Regions from separate parts of the Mus musculus genome. Here region 1 is linked to region 2. The links are chromatin loops, found by intact Hi-C in ENCODE. Cell type or tissue: left cerebral cortex. All regions are shown on one strand. Each heading gives the region's core, and the rest is flanking DNA. Links, peaks and the distances in the headings are about the cores only. Region 1 overlaps Gm36333 (a long non-coding RNA gene). Region 2 overlaps Popdc2 (popeye domain containing 2).

Region 1 (2,915 bases), core at 92-2,591, 71 kb before region 2:
CTGAAAGCTGGTGCTTTTCTCTTGCTTTGAAGACATGCTGCTAGCCGTGCATCTAGAACTAAGGAAGACATGCTCTGATGCTGTGCAGAAAACTGCCTTTGAGCTGCCTCTGCTCCCGGGGCCGTCCTCTGGGCTTCCCATCATCAGGACCAATGGAAGGTGGGGTGATGTTGCTTGGCCTCCAGGGCTGCTGGGAGGTTGTGTACCCCCACACTAGGTAACAATGGGGTCCCTGGTGTCAGCTCTTCAGATTAAAACCTCTGCTCTGCTACTTGGTGCAGACTGGGGAATAGTATTTAACCTGGTTCCACCTTTATTCCCACATACGTACAGTGGAGACAGTGACGTCACCTGCCTTGTGGACTGTGTGTTTTGCATGCAGTAGTATCTGACGGGTGACACATTCAAGGGGAGAGTAGGAATGTGAAACTGTGCTGTGTCGTGTTAGTGACATCTCTTTTAAGAGCATATCTGGTGTCTTCTCTCTGCTGGCAGGTGATGGAGTGGGAGCCGCAGGGAGATCCCCAGGCATACGACTTCAAGCCAGTTCCTTCCACCACTTGGGAAACTTTTGATTCAATCCACAGGACCCACAGGGTTTTGTTTTCCCGAGGGTGTTTCTTGGTTCTGCCTTGCAGTTTTGCATCATCAAACACAAGCCTGCAGAGAGTCACAATTGTTAGTTTTTTTCAATACCAAACTCTCATTCCAAAGTTACAAACAAGTTCTCAATCTCTGCATAGTCAGAGCCTTGGAGTCACCTTTCTAGTCCATAAACCCCAACCTGTGACCTTTTTCTGGAGAAATGCAGCCCGGGTCTTCATCTATTTTGGGAGGGAAATGGAAATATTGTTTTAAAAATGAAGCCGGGTGGTGGTGGTGCACACCTTTAATCCCAGCACTTCGGAGGCAGAGGCAGGCAGACTTCTGAGTTCGAGGCCAGCCTGGTCTACAAAGTGAGTTCCAGGACAGCCAGGGCTACACAGAGAAACCCTGTCTCAAAAAAAAAAAAAAAGTTGTGGCTGGGGATGTAGATTATTTTCAGAGCCTTTGTCTAGCATAAGCAAGTCTCAGGTTTAGTTGTCAACAGTGGCCTGGGTATAAAATAGAAGGGGCTCTAAAATTACATGGTGTGGTACAAATGTCATAGGATGCTTTCATTCTCCATAAGACTTTAGCTTGTGTGAAGCAACTTCACCGCATTCTTGTTACTAACTTGTCTCCAAGTTATAGGAAGTAAACTTATTACCAACAAGGATACCATAAGCCTAGGGTGTATTTTAGCCAATTCCTCAAGGCCCAGGAATGCTGTCCCCTGGATGTGTCCCACTTGCACAACAGCTCAGAGACTCAGAGAGCAGCCAGCCCTGGGTGTTATACACAAGAGACACATGACTTAGTGGGTTAAAGCATTGAAAATCCTCCTGTTTCTGGAAAAGAAGAGGTAGAAAGGCTGGATAGGGTCCAGATTCATCTGGCCAATTCCCTACCATTTCAGGTTGTTGTGTTCCCTGCCTAGGTTGCAATTGCTCTTGAGAACTACCAGCAAGGAAGATGAACTGGGTCAGTTGGAGATGGCTCAACTGTCCCTGGCTGTGCTCACTTATTGTGCCTTTGTGCTCCCACGCTGGAATGGCTATTCCTGGTTGTCAGCTGGACTCTAACTGAAATGAACTAAAATCCAGAATTGGAGGGCTCAACTGTGATCCAGATCTTGAGGCTGGAAGATACAAGTTTTTGACCTGGATCTTAGTATGGTGATCTTGAGGCAAAGAGGCTATGAAAAGCTTAGGCCCAGGAAAGGTAGCACACACCTTTAATCCCAGGAGAGTAAGGCAAGGAGATCTCTGAGTTCAAGGTGAGCCTGGGACAAAATAAGCCCCAGATTCAGGCATGGTGGTACACACCTTTAATCTGGGCCACACCTTCTGCTGGAAACCTACAGAAGGACATTGGAAGAAGGAAGGTTTGCTGCTTGCATTTACTCTTGGAATCTACTCCTACAGAAATCCAGCTGAAACAACCAGCCTCAGGGGACTGAGAAACTACTACATTCTTGGACTTCCCATTGGTAGCTGACCATTGTTGGGGAATTGGACTACAGACTGTAAGTCATCATAATAAATTTCCTCAATATAGAGAGACATTCCATAAGTTCCATGACTTTAGAGAACCCTGACTAAACTAATATATGCATGCACTCTCGAGCGCGCGCGCACACACACACACACACACACACACAAACATTTATACACATGCTCATATGTAGGGCATACAGAGTATCAGGAGTGAAGACTTCAATGTCCTACCCTCAGCTCAAATTGGAGAGGATCCTAGGGGAAAATAGCCTCCTGAGGTGTTGTAGGATGAGTGCATTTAGGTTTGGACCCCAAAACTTTATGATATGGTCTAAGCATCCAGGAAACAAGAATGAGGAAGCTCTAAGATACTTCCATTAGCTTGAAAAGCAGTGTTTGAAAGGTTTAGGGGGAGAGGGAGAGCTGGCGAGATGGCTTAGTGGTTAAGAGCACTGACTTCTCTTCCGAAGCTCCTGAGTTCAATTCCCAGCAAGCACATGGTGGCTCACAACCATCTGTAATGAGATCTGATGCCCTCCTCTGGGGTGTCTGAAGACAGCCACAGTGTACTTACATATAATAAATAAATCTTGAGAGAGAGAGAGAGAGAGAGAGAGAGAGAGAGAGAATGGTTTGTGGGGCTGGAGAGATGGCTCAATGGATTCAGTTGCTTCCACTAAACCTGATGATGTGAGTTCGATCCCAGGGTCTCGTAAGGTGGAAGTGTCCATGATTCGCTGAATGACACCCAGGACTCAAATAGTATATAAACTCAAAGAATATTTTACTCTGCAGAAGTCCAGCATGCTGGGGTCTCCCATTACAAAGATGGAGAGA
Region 2 (2,915 bases), core at 238-2,737:
CTAGAATCACTTTTGGTGGCGGTCAAAGGGCAGGTGGGAGAGAGGTGATGGGAGAGGTAACAATGTTGTGGGCTTACAGTGGCAGGTGACTGTGCTGCCTCGGGGCTCCTTATTACCTGGAAGGTCCCCTCTTCAGAAGGATGCAGTGATTCCCATTCAGGAGAGTCCATGAACTGATACGGAAAGATGTAGTGCAGAAACTGCCCGTCTTGGCTCACTCGAACCCTGACAAAGGAGAGAGGAGACTGAATGGGGAAGGGCAGTGGCCGCTCTCTGCAGAAACTGCCTATTTTCTGAGTAGCTGAAACCCTCCCGCAGAAGTACTCAGCTAGACTGTGGGGAGCCAGAGCAGGTATGGCCCAATTAAAGATGGAGATGAAGCTCACACGGTCCTCGTCCTGTACGTGTTTTTCTATTCCACAGTGCAGGACCAGAGTCTTGGGGATGGGGAGTGGGTAGTAAGAACACTTGGGGGGCCTAGCAGCGTGGTCTATGTGTACATGAGTCTAGCGTAGCATCAGATCATGTGTGTATGAGCTCATGGGTGGCCACTCAACAGGTGGGAGGCTGTGGCAGGAGGACTGCTATGAGTGTGAAGCCAGCCTGGCTTACATCATAAGTGCCAAAGCAGAAAGGACTAGAGTGAGATCCCGTATCACCACTACCATCCCCCAACACCCCACAGACCCAATACACACCCCAAAGAAGGAGGAGTAGAAAAGGAAGGGATAAAAAGAGGAAAAGGAAGGAAGGAAGGAAGGAAGGAAGGAAGAAGGAGACAAAATCTCCTGAAAAACCCTTACGCATGAGCTTTTCTCAAAGCAATTAAAAAACATCTCTGTAGGTGAGTTATGGACATTATTAATTTAAAAATCTCCCCAGTAATCCCGTTATGTATCCAGGATGAAAAACCACCGTCAGGGGCTCTGCTGTGCACTAACCACATGTGGCTATTTCAATTGAGAGTTACATTCATTAAAAGTAAATAGTTAACAGTCGGTCCAGTTACTCCGTCACACTAATTGCACCCCAAAGCACGTGTGGTCTGGGGCTGCGGTATGGCACAGCGTGGATGTAGAATGTCTCTGTTGCCATGGGAGGTGCTGCTCTGCCTTTCCCCTTCCAGGCGGGCTGCATGAGGAGCAGCGGGCAGGACAGCTCATGTTTGCAAGATAGCATGTGAGGAAGGCAGACGGATGCTCCCAGTGTGCCTGCCCACTGAGTCATCGTGGTGATGGACATGACTGGTTTTCTTTCTGAGTTTTACTGCCAAGGAAACAGATGGTCAGGAAAAGTGCGTGGGGAGTGTACTGGCTAATTTTGTGTCAACTTGACACAGCTGGAGTTATCACAGAGAAAGGAGCTTCAGTTGAGAAAATGCCTCCATGAGATCCAAGTGTAAGGCATTTTCTCAATTAGTGATCAAGGGGGAAAGGCCCCTTGTGGGTGGGACCATCTCTGGGCTGATAATCTTGGTTCTATAAGAGAGCAGGCTGAGCAAGCCAGGGGAAGCAAGCCAGCAAGGAACATCCCTCCATGGCCTCTGCATCAGCTCCTGCTCCCTGACCTGCTTGAGTTCCAGTCCTGACTTCCTTTAGTGATGAACAGCAATGTGGAAATGTAAGCTGAATAAACCCTTTCCTCCCCAACTTACTTCTTGGTCATGATGTTTGTGCAGGAATAGAAACCCTGTCTAAGACAAATTGGTACCAGCGTAGTGGGGTATTCCTGTGACAACCTGACCATGTTTTGGGGAGGACTGTGGAAGGACTTTGGAACTTTGGGCTTGAAGATCCATTCATTGTTAAGAGCTATGTTAGATGTTGTGTAGAAGCTTGGAAGGTAATGTTGAGAACAGTGCAGAAGATGGAGGTCTAGCTTGTGAAATTTCAGAGGGAAAATTAAAGACTCTTTTCAGGGCCATTGCTGTTTTGATTGTGAAGATTCTATAGTTCTGGTTAGCTGGGGCTGAAGAATCAGCTGTGATTAACAAGATACCAGAACTACCAAAGCAAAACCTTTGCATTACTGGGATTATTGATGCTGGTTAGCTGGAGCTAAGAAATTAGCGGTGATTCAGAAGAGACCAGCATCATTGAGGTGGCATCTTCTGGGAAGTGTTTTCTGAAAGCACAAAGGGGCTGTGTTCCAGAGATAGCCAAGGTTGTACTCCTGCTGCAGCGGGACTTGGTAATATGTAAGGGTCACCCAGGTGGTACTGCTTTTGAAGGCATGAAGGGGTTACACAGAGCAACTGAGGCTCGGCACTGTGAGAGGCCATGGAAGGCCATTGGTGAAGGTGCAGCCTCAGTTGCAATTGACGGCCCAGGACTGAAGGGGTCATGCAGTGTTTTGGAGATGCCAGTACCATGAGATGACCACCAAGAGCAGCAGCAGCAGTGGAGTACAGGCATCTGGAGCCTAGAGGACGACGCGTGTGCTACAAAGGGCATGGCTGGAGAAGTGACCCAAGCCCTTGGAGGAGCCCAGAAGATCGTGAGTTGGATCCCAGACATTGGATGGTTGGAGATTGATTTTTGTTTTTGATTGTGACTGTGCCCTGATATTTTTCCTCTTGAAGGAAGAAACCATTTTAGTGGAGCCCACAGTTAAGAGACTTAATTGTAAAAAGACTTTGGATTTTAAAAGAGATGGATATTTTAAAGAGATTGAAATTTTAAGAATATGTAAAGACTGTGGGACGTTTAAAGTTATTTAGACCTTGGGGATGAATAAGAATGTAAGGGTTGAGGCTTACTAATGATGTGTTTGTGTGTCAAGTTGACAAGGGGTCAATTGTACTGGCTAGTTTTGTGTCAAGTTGACACAGCTGGAGTTATCACAGAGAAAGGAGCTTCAGTTGAGGAAATGCCTCCATGAAATCCAACTGTAAGGCATTTTCTCAATTAGTGATC

The links. A loop is a pair of places that touch in the nucleus more often than their neighbours do. Peaks named below come from ENCODE experiments on the same cell type or tissue, not always from the same donor. Only the 100,000 strongest peaks of a DNase experiment are listed, where the experiment ranks them.
Region 1: a loop joins it to region 2, with 3 times the contacts of the local background. A loop is called at or near these places in 2 of 42 quality-filtered maps.

Annotation. Positions count from the first base shown.
Region 1 is chr16:38,438,059-38,440,973 of GRCm38, reverse strand. It overlaps Gm36333 (a long non-coding RNA gene), which reads right to left. Exons shown (of 2, transcript XR_384843.4): 2 at 291-660. Among named protein-coding and RNA genes, the nearest start is that of Gm36333, 6.3 kb to the right of the region's middle. In left cerebral cortex, for the core only: no CTCF peak of the experiment used is centred there; a DNase peak (open chromatin) is centred at 1,579.
Region 2 is chr16:38,366,794-38,369,708 of GRCm38, reverse strand. Popdc2 (popeye domain containing 2) reads right to left here. Exons shown (of 4, transcript NM_001081984.2): 2 at 117-225. Among named protein-coding and RNA genes, the nearest start is that of Popdc2, 6.1 kb to the right of the region's middle. In left cerebral cortex, for the core only: no CTCF peak of the experiment used is centred there; DNase peaks (open chromatin) are centred at 573 and 1,252; H3K27ac peaks cover 329 bases.